Linked DNA regions of Homo sapiens: region 2 is linked to region 1. The links are chromatin contacts, found by Hi-C or POLR2A ChIA-PET in ENCODE. All regions are on one chromosome and are shown on one strand. Each heading gives the region's core, a stretch centred on a gene start or an enhancer-like site at or near the end of the contact. The rest is flanking DNA. Distances are from core to core; before and after follow the strand shown. Region 1 overlaps SLC1A2 (solute carrier family 1 member 2). Region 2 overlaps CD44 (CD44 molecule (IN blood group)).

Region 1 (3,856 bases), core at 814-3,313:
CTGCAATGTGATACCCATGATAAAAACAAACCAAGAGGAAAATGTGAAAATGAATTTGCGGGCTTACTTGTGAATGGGTGTGCATGTCTACATACTGGCGGAGAAGAAAAGATATTTACAAACAGTTGCCGTGATTGTGCAAGTGTTGTACCAAATTTCAAAAGAGTGATCAAGGTTATTCACCAAAGGCTCTCAAATTCCCATACTGGGTGGGCAATTAGAATTGTTGGAGAAAATTGTGTGTTTTGGGTATTCAGAGAGGGCTCTGTTGCTACAGCAGCAATGATGCAACAGCTTGAGTGAGGCTGTAGGTTCATCCAGTCCTCTCATGTTGACTCTGGAAACATTTTTCCGTGAGCCAAATCACTACTTCTATTAGGAAGGTGAGTTTAAGTCAAGGGAACTTTTATTAAAAAACTTTTATTGGTGTCTCAAAATATCAAACTGTGAATGAACATGGCCAACTTTGAAGCTTGTTGTAAAACATCAAATGAATAGAGGCTTGAATTTAATTTCTCCCAAAGGAGATGAGAAAAATCTAAATTGATTATTCATTATTGTGGGCTACTTCAACTTAAAATGTAAATAGGTCACATTTTATAGTAGGAAGCCTCTTAAGAAGGAAACAAAGCAGAGATCATAATACATTGGGCTCATAGGGCTGGAAGGGGATTTTAGTCATTTAATCCAACCCCTTCACTTTTCATATGGGAGAAAATGAGGCTTGGACACAAAATGACTTATGTAAGTCATACAGCTAAAAATGGGCAGAGTCTAAATCAAATGTTCCCTCTACCAAACCATGTTGTTTCTTATCATCTCTATGTCATTGCCTGAATTAGCTGTGTTATGCTACAAAGTTGGATACTATTTAATCAAGATTCTCTGTTATCTATTTTAAAACCAAGCCTCACACTAACTTGTGTGATGGCTTACTAAGCTGGCTGTTAGCAAAGCAGCAACAATAAGTGGAATGATAGGAAAGGAAGAGGTGGAGTAGAAAATTTGGTTTTCTTTTAGGGAAAATCATAAGAAAATGTGTCATGAGCAGCTGGAAACTCACTCTATGCTAGGAGAACAATCTGCCTCTAGTGCCACCTGCTTGGATTGGCACTCAGTGATCCCTCTAGGCTTAACCAGAAATTACTACAGATACTGAGACCATTTATCTTCTTTGACAATTAGACTTACAAAACTCACTCCAGAATTCCTTCAGGCTGTTTTTTTTTTAACTTAGTCTTCTTCTGCCTCCAGACTCTAGCATTCTTATTCAAGGAGCAAGTATGATAATAACTGAAAATTTCATTTGGTCCTTTTTCTTGGTTTGGAATGAGTTCAGTTGGAGAATAAGTAAAACAAACCAGCAGCTCAGACAACTAGATAGCCGTAAGAGTTAGAGAGCAGCTAGGTGAGAAAAATCACTTCCACTGGGGTATAACTGCTGTGCACTTTTAGTCATCAAACTAGATGAGAGCTAATGAGACTTGTTTTTCAGGAGTCAGAACTATGGAGAATTCTCTCTGAGCACGGATATACCTACTTGGATTTACTGCTGCATTCCATGGGAAAATATTGCACAGGTGGCCGAAGCCTTGATTCTGACAAAAGTAAAAAAAACTATAACATCACTTTTGCTATTGAGAGCAAAGGGACGTGTAGTATTTGCAAAAACATGGCAGAATTGGGTTTCCTTTGGTGGACCCAGTAAATGAGTTTCCCAACCACTTTGCTCCAAAAGGGCTTCTTGACTAGATACATATGCAAATGATGTATTTCTCCACACACAAGTGGAAATGACCAGAGACCCTCTAATCAACAGGTCATTGAGATTCCTGGCATCACCTAGCAGGAATCTCCCCATGACTTGAATTTTCCCTAAGCCTTTCTCATATTCCATGAGTCTAAATCCAGGAGCTAGGCATTTTGGCACCCCTTCTTTCAGCTTTCATGAATATCCAGGCTGACTAGTGGTTCGAGAGGAGAAAGAAATATTTGTCTTTTACAGGGTATGGTAACTTCCGCAGACAGCAAAACCATAGGCTGTGTTTCTACACACTCAATAGGAAGTAAAAACTGAAACTGATAGCTATGTGGTTCAGCTCTCATAACCTAGAGTCCTATGTTGAAGATCTGTGAGATCTAGATGATTGCCCTGATTTTCTGATGCTCTTTGTATGGGAAGCATGCCCTCAAAGATCTAAGGTAAAGTATTACCTTGAAAGATAAGCTATTCTTCTCACTGATTGGATTGGATTTGATTCATTGAATTTGAGTAAGTAATTAAGTGATGATTCCACTTGGGTTTCTCAAAGGGCAAGAATGAGAAAGAGAAGAATTAAAGTCTACTTAGTTGGTTTTCTCCTGAAATGATTCTGATTCCTAAAAAACATGAATGAGTCTATAGCAAAATGGCATTGCCGAAGCCCTGATTTACAGACCTTACAGGATGCAGTGTATGTATGTTTCTGGCCTGCTGTAACTGTATATAAATATAACATTTATGCATTATCAAATAGTAACAGACTATTACAAGCATTCATATATATGTTGAACCAATTAGGATAAATCTATACATATAATTGACAGGTTAAATGTATTCTATTTAGATAAAGGTTATTAGAGGTATACCCTGGATCCATTTGTTCTGTTTATGGCACATATGCTGGGCAAAGAAAATCCCAAATGGGCATGGCAAGGGAGAAATAAATGAGGCTTAAATAAAAACAGAGGACATAGACATATGTCAACATGTCAACTCTACATGCATTTTGGATTTTCAGGCTAGTCCTGAGTTCAAGAAATTGTATATTTTTAATATGACTTATTGAATTTCCAGATAAGTGTGATTTTCTAAGTATATTCTCACGAGACTTCCTGCACACAGTAAGTCTCAGACCAGAAAAAACTTGCTTTGTGAAGTTGTACACCTTGTTTCTTCCAAACACATTGTCTGCTGACATATTTACAGGCTAATAGGATAGCTAGGAAAAAGTTGAAGACAAAACACACCGGAAAGGTTTCAGGCAGAGTTCTGAGAAGAGAATCCTGTGACCACTCCATTGAGAAACATGCCCATGTATATAGATCCCAAAGCTGGCCTTCCATAGCAAAAAACAACAAGCTCCTAGACGCTTTGCCTATAGCCTCCAACTTACCAGAAAAAAGCTCTTGGGAACACCACTTAAAGAAAATCCTAAACAGTTTCACAGCTAAACCCAGGAACTGTCTCCTTAACCTATAACATTTGCTGTAAAGAATGTATTTTCTGGCCGGGCACGGTGGCTCACGCCTGTAATCCCAGCACTTTGGGAGGCCATGGCGGGTGGATCATGAGGTCAGGAGATCGAGACCATCCTGGCTAACATAATGAAACCCATCTGTACTAAAAATACAAAAAATTAGCCAGGCATGGTGGCATGTGCCTGTAGTCCCAGCTACTCGGGAGGCTGAGACAGGAGAATCGCTTGAACTAGAGAGGTGGACATTGCAGTGCAGTGAGCTGAGATCGTGCCACTGTACTCCAGCCTGAGCAACAGAGCAAGACTCTGTCTAAAAAAAAAAAAAAAAAAAGAATGCATTTTCTACTACTACACTTAATCATATCCCTTGACCACCCTGACCCTGTTTACTGCCCATCTACTGGAAATAAAGACCAATGTCATTTGAAAAGCAAAAATGAAAAGTTGCCTAATACTGTTCAGTAGTGATCCTTATCCAAAAATCACTAGGGTTTAGGAGACAAAAACAACTGGAATCTCATGTCTCTTGTATGTTTCAAAGGTATCTGATTTAAAAGAGAGAAGTCACAAGGAGCAGATAAGAAAGGCTATTTGAGGTCCATAAGCACCCTCATCTC
Region 2 (3,856 bases), core at 347-2,846, 91 kb before region 1:
CTGGTAGATTGAGTCTCTGGGTCTGCCCTTCCACCCTCACTCCAGCCCCCATTAGCTCAGCTTGATTTTCAACCACTTGAAATACTGTGGTTGTGCCTAAGACATCATGTCAGGGAGAGAAAGAAACATCTGAAAACCATCAATCTTCTCTCTGAATGCTTCCACTGGTCCCATTTGCCTGTTGACAACCCAAGTTGAAAAGGCAGCACCAGAGGGGAATGGGGAAAATTAGCAGAACTGGAAAATCTGAGTTGAGATCTGGGTTTACCAAACTCTCCGTAAGACTTTGAGTCTGTGAAACTTATGTCCATTAGTTTCTTCACCTTTTAAATGGGTCTGTAGTACCTACCCTCTGGGCCTCACAGGCTGCTTTTGGGTGTGAAAGTGCTTTATAATTGGTGAAGGAAACTGCTACGTGGCAAGAATAGCAAAGCCTGATGTACTTTAATCCATTCGGTTCTGCTGAGGGTGGAGCCCCAATGTGTCTTAATTCATATGAGGTTTCTGAGAAGCTTTTTGAGATTTTAATACTGTCCCAGGTATGCACATCAACCTTCTCACTTTTATCCCCCAAGCTCCAAAATTTCATAACTTTTTATTTCATCTTGGGTGGCAGGAAGGCAAGGTGTGCCTGGGGGAGCTACAGGGAGTTATTCAAGGTCACATAATTAGCTTATAATTAACAGAGTTTAGGCTAGAACCAGTGCATCCCACTCCCAGATGGGGGCCCCCGGCTTATCTCAGCATGTCAGCAACCCATGAATCAGCCCTGAAATATAGATATTACCTATGAGTAACAGTTTCTCATCCTACCTCAACTGTTACGAAAGTCTTCCCTCAAACTAAAGCTAAGCAGTTCCACAAAATGCCAGCTATAGACATTAGCAGAAACTGTATATTGATTAGGTGATGTATCAGTCATTGTAACTACCCAGAAAAAAAAATACAATGACAAAACCAAGTGGCCCAACCTTATTTTCTACTTGCAAGAGGAAAAACCCTATTTGGGCCCCAAGATGCTTTTTTCATTTCATTTACCACATCCTGGGTTTGTGCTAGTCAATCTGCTAAATCAATAAGATCCGAAAAAGCAGAAAACAAAGATCGTGAGGCCAGAGGATTTCCTGATCACCATGGCAACACACAGGGGTGGGTACTGTGGTTTCTCTGCCTGAAGACGCACTCGTCAAAGACTACTTGGTGTTACAGAATTCTGGTGCAGTGAAGCAACAGTTCTGGGACATATACTTTCTTTTGCCAGAAAGACTCTGTTGGATCCAGGACCAGGAGTGGGGGGTTAAACAGTTCTCCATACCCTCACCTCCAAGTCCCCATCATCCCATTAGGAGACAGGGACAGTACTGTTCTCCAAACTCTCAAAACAACCCAAGAGCTTTCTAGGCTGTGCATTGGGTTGATCATTTGGTGGCCTTGGCTGAAGGGCCAGGGTAACAGCTAGGAGAACCCTTGGGATTCTTCTCCAATGTGACAGGCCCCTCCATGTTGGTTCAGCGTTGACTGCCATGACAGGCTCCAGGCTCCACGGAAAAAAGGCAGAGAAATCAGGGGGTCCAGCCAGGCGCCAAGACGTTGGGGTGCCTTGCATTTCTAAGTGCCAAGTGATGAATAGCTCAGTTGAAAGCAACCCAGGGCACATTCTGGAGGAAATTCTCTGGGTATGATTGTGCATGACTGTTTTCTCTGCTCATTAAACCCTCATCTGCCTCCAGGGCAATTCCGGGAGAGACTGAGTCACTCAAGACTCATGGTCTGCACTGGGCAGCCAAAGGCGATTCGGCCACCAAGTGTGATTCTGGCCTCATTCAGAAGTGGATGCTAAACAATACACCCTTTCACCAGGAGCCCATCACATGGGCATCAGGAGATGGGGGCGAGTGATGTGCCAGCCTTCTAGACTGGCAGGCCTGGGGGGCAGCAGAGGGCACAATAGCTAGAAAGACTCCCAGATGAAAACTTCTGGGCTTTGAAGCCTTCGAACAAATGAAGAAGAAAATGACTTCTTCGTGTCCTATTAAGACAGTGAGTTGTGGCTTTTTTGAGAGCAGCTTGCTCAGACCTCTTATGAAAGATAGATCAGTAGCAACAGCACTGGTGTAGGAGTCAGAAATCTGCAATTATGAACCACTGAGTTTTGTGTGTGTGTGTGTGTGTTTTTGTTTTTGTTTTTTGTTTGTTTTGTTTTGTTTTTTAACTTGCTGGAGGACCATACTCGGCTATCCTTGATTTTATTTTCTCCTGTGTCACAAGAGAAATTGGTTAGAAGCTTCCCATTGTGCCTCCTGGCTTTAAAAATAGATAATCCAATTAACAATAATGCTTTAAAACAACAAAACCTTGTCCTTTTCCCTTCCTACTTCTGATCAGAACCAGCTCAGTAAGATTTATTAGTTGTGCAATCTGTTTTGGACATGAGCTCAGCAAATCAGAGGACAGAAATAGAATCCTGGCTTTTTAATGATAAACACTGTAAAAATAAAAAATTTGGAGAGCTTACCAGTGCTTCTGGCTGCCCAAGTGGTTTGTGTGTGGTTGACTCCCAGGAGCTCAATCACTTTGGGTGCAGTCCACCCAGAGAGCTATGTTCCAGCTACATCAACCTGGAGCCTTAGCTTGGTCAGTCTAGATTTTTGGGTTTGGCTGCAGACATCTCGTAATGTCACAAGGACAGCCTGTGTCCTTGGTGACCCAACCCTGGGCCAACCCCAAGTCCTGGAGTCCTCTCCTAAGAGCCCTGCCTAATTGTAGAGAGAGCATTCAGGCTGTAAAGGGCAGGAGGCCTGGGGGCTACGACTAGGTTTGGGCTTTCTAAATTCCCAAGAGTATGATGGGAAGACCAACAGGCAGAATCAGAGAGAAGCAGTCAGCCCACTGCTGGGGAAAGCCAGTCAAGGTCAAGACTTCAGAATCTCCTCTCTGGAGAGAGAGTGAAAATTCCATTAGTGAAGTTTGTTCCACTGAAGCCTTACCAGGCCTTGGTAAAGGCCCCTATCTTGTGGTCCAGAATCAAGGGACTTCTGATCTTAAAATAATATTCAATAAGCTCAAATTCTTCTCTCTAGGGCTCTCTTTTCATGATCACCTCTCCACACTTTATTAAAAAATCACATGAAGGGTAAGTGGGCTTCCTGTCATTTCAGTGTCTGACCTGTGCATAAGTTGGAATTTAACACTGGAAAATGATCAGCCAGATTGCCCAGTCTGAAACCCAGGTCCCCCAGTGACTAGCACAAGTTACTTACATCTTCTCAATGAATCAGTTACCTCTTGTGTAAAATGGGGATAATAAAAATGCCTGCCACACAGGATTGTTAGGAAAATTAAGTGAAATATTAGGTGTAAAGTGCTGAATACCTTGAACCCAGACTAGGCACTCAGTGAGTGCTCACTGTGGTTATGGACCAGGAGCTGCAGGAATTAGAACACCATTGAGTAGCAGGAACTGGCTTTATTCTCATCTTCATGATAAAGCAACTTCTCCTTACATATAGCTTAATCTGGAACCAAAAATCTAATTCTGCCTCATCCCTCCTGAGGAGATGACAAATAGGGATCAGGCACACCTGGGTGGCTCAAGTTAGAAAACAAATTAACTCATTTTGCAGAATCTGGAGACGTCTGGTCTGGAGAACTGACAGTGCCCTCTCTTTGGGCATAGTATGACTGTAGGTTGTCTTTGGGTGGTCTTCATATGGAATGTACTGTGTTTGCCATGTTCCCTAGGAGATCTGGCCTCAGAAATGGCCCTGTGATGGTATGTGAACATACTGTCCTGTAACTGAGATGATAGCTTGCACATTCAGACAGACAAAGCCAGTTACAAAACTAAAAGTTGGTC

The links. Hi-C counts contacts between places; a loop is a spot of excess contacts on that map. ChIA-PET counts read pairs that join two places held with the same protein, here RNA polymerase II (POLR2A). Pooled maps may share reads with other maps.
Region 2: a loop to region 1 is called in a pooled map, with 2.9 times the contacts of the local background. The contact joins two enhancer-like sites. A Hi-C loop is called at or near these places in 5 of 168 maps with a recorded cell type or tissue (CD8-positive, alpha-beta T cell, ascending aorta, naive thymus-derived CD4-positive, alpha-beta T cell and 2 more) and 9 of 50 pooled maps. POLR2A ChIA-PET finds 5 or more read pairs at or near these places in 9 of 52 experiments (AG04450, CD4-positive, alpha-beta T cell, CD4-positive, alpha-beta memory T cell and 5 more).

The regions. Positions count from the first base shown.
Region 1 is chr11:35,255,393-35,259,248 of GRCh38, forward strand. It overlaps SLC1A2 (solute carrier family 1 member 2), which reads right to left. Exons shown (of 11, transcript NM_004171.4): 11 at 1-3,856. Among named protein-coding and RNA genes, the nearest start is that of SLC1A2-AS1, 24 kb to the right of the region's middle. Within about 2 kb of position 2,064, at least 5 of the 41 ENCODE cell types and tissues checked have a DNase peak (open chromatin) inside an H3K27ac peak, as active enhancers do; they include CD4-positive, alpha-beta T cell, CD8-positive, alpha-beta T cell and natural killer cell, where a contact is called at or near this core.
Region 2 is chr11:35,165,100-35,168,955 of GRCh38, forward strand. The region is part of intron 1 of CD44 (CD44 molecule (IN blood group)); the gene reads left to right. Among named protein-coding and RNA genes, the nearest start is that of SNORD164, 4.1 kb to the left of the region's middle. RefSeq lists a silencer at 460-509 and an enhancer at 930-989. Within about 2 kb of position 1,597, at least 31 of the 41 ENCODE cell types and tissues checked have a DNase peak (open chromatin) inside an H3K27ac peak, as active enhancers do; they include CD4-positive, alpha-beta T cell, CD8-positive, alpha-beta T cell and natural killer cell, where a contact is called at or near this core.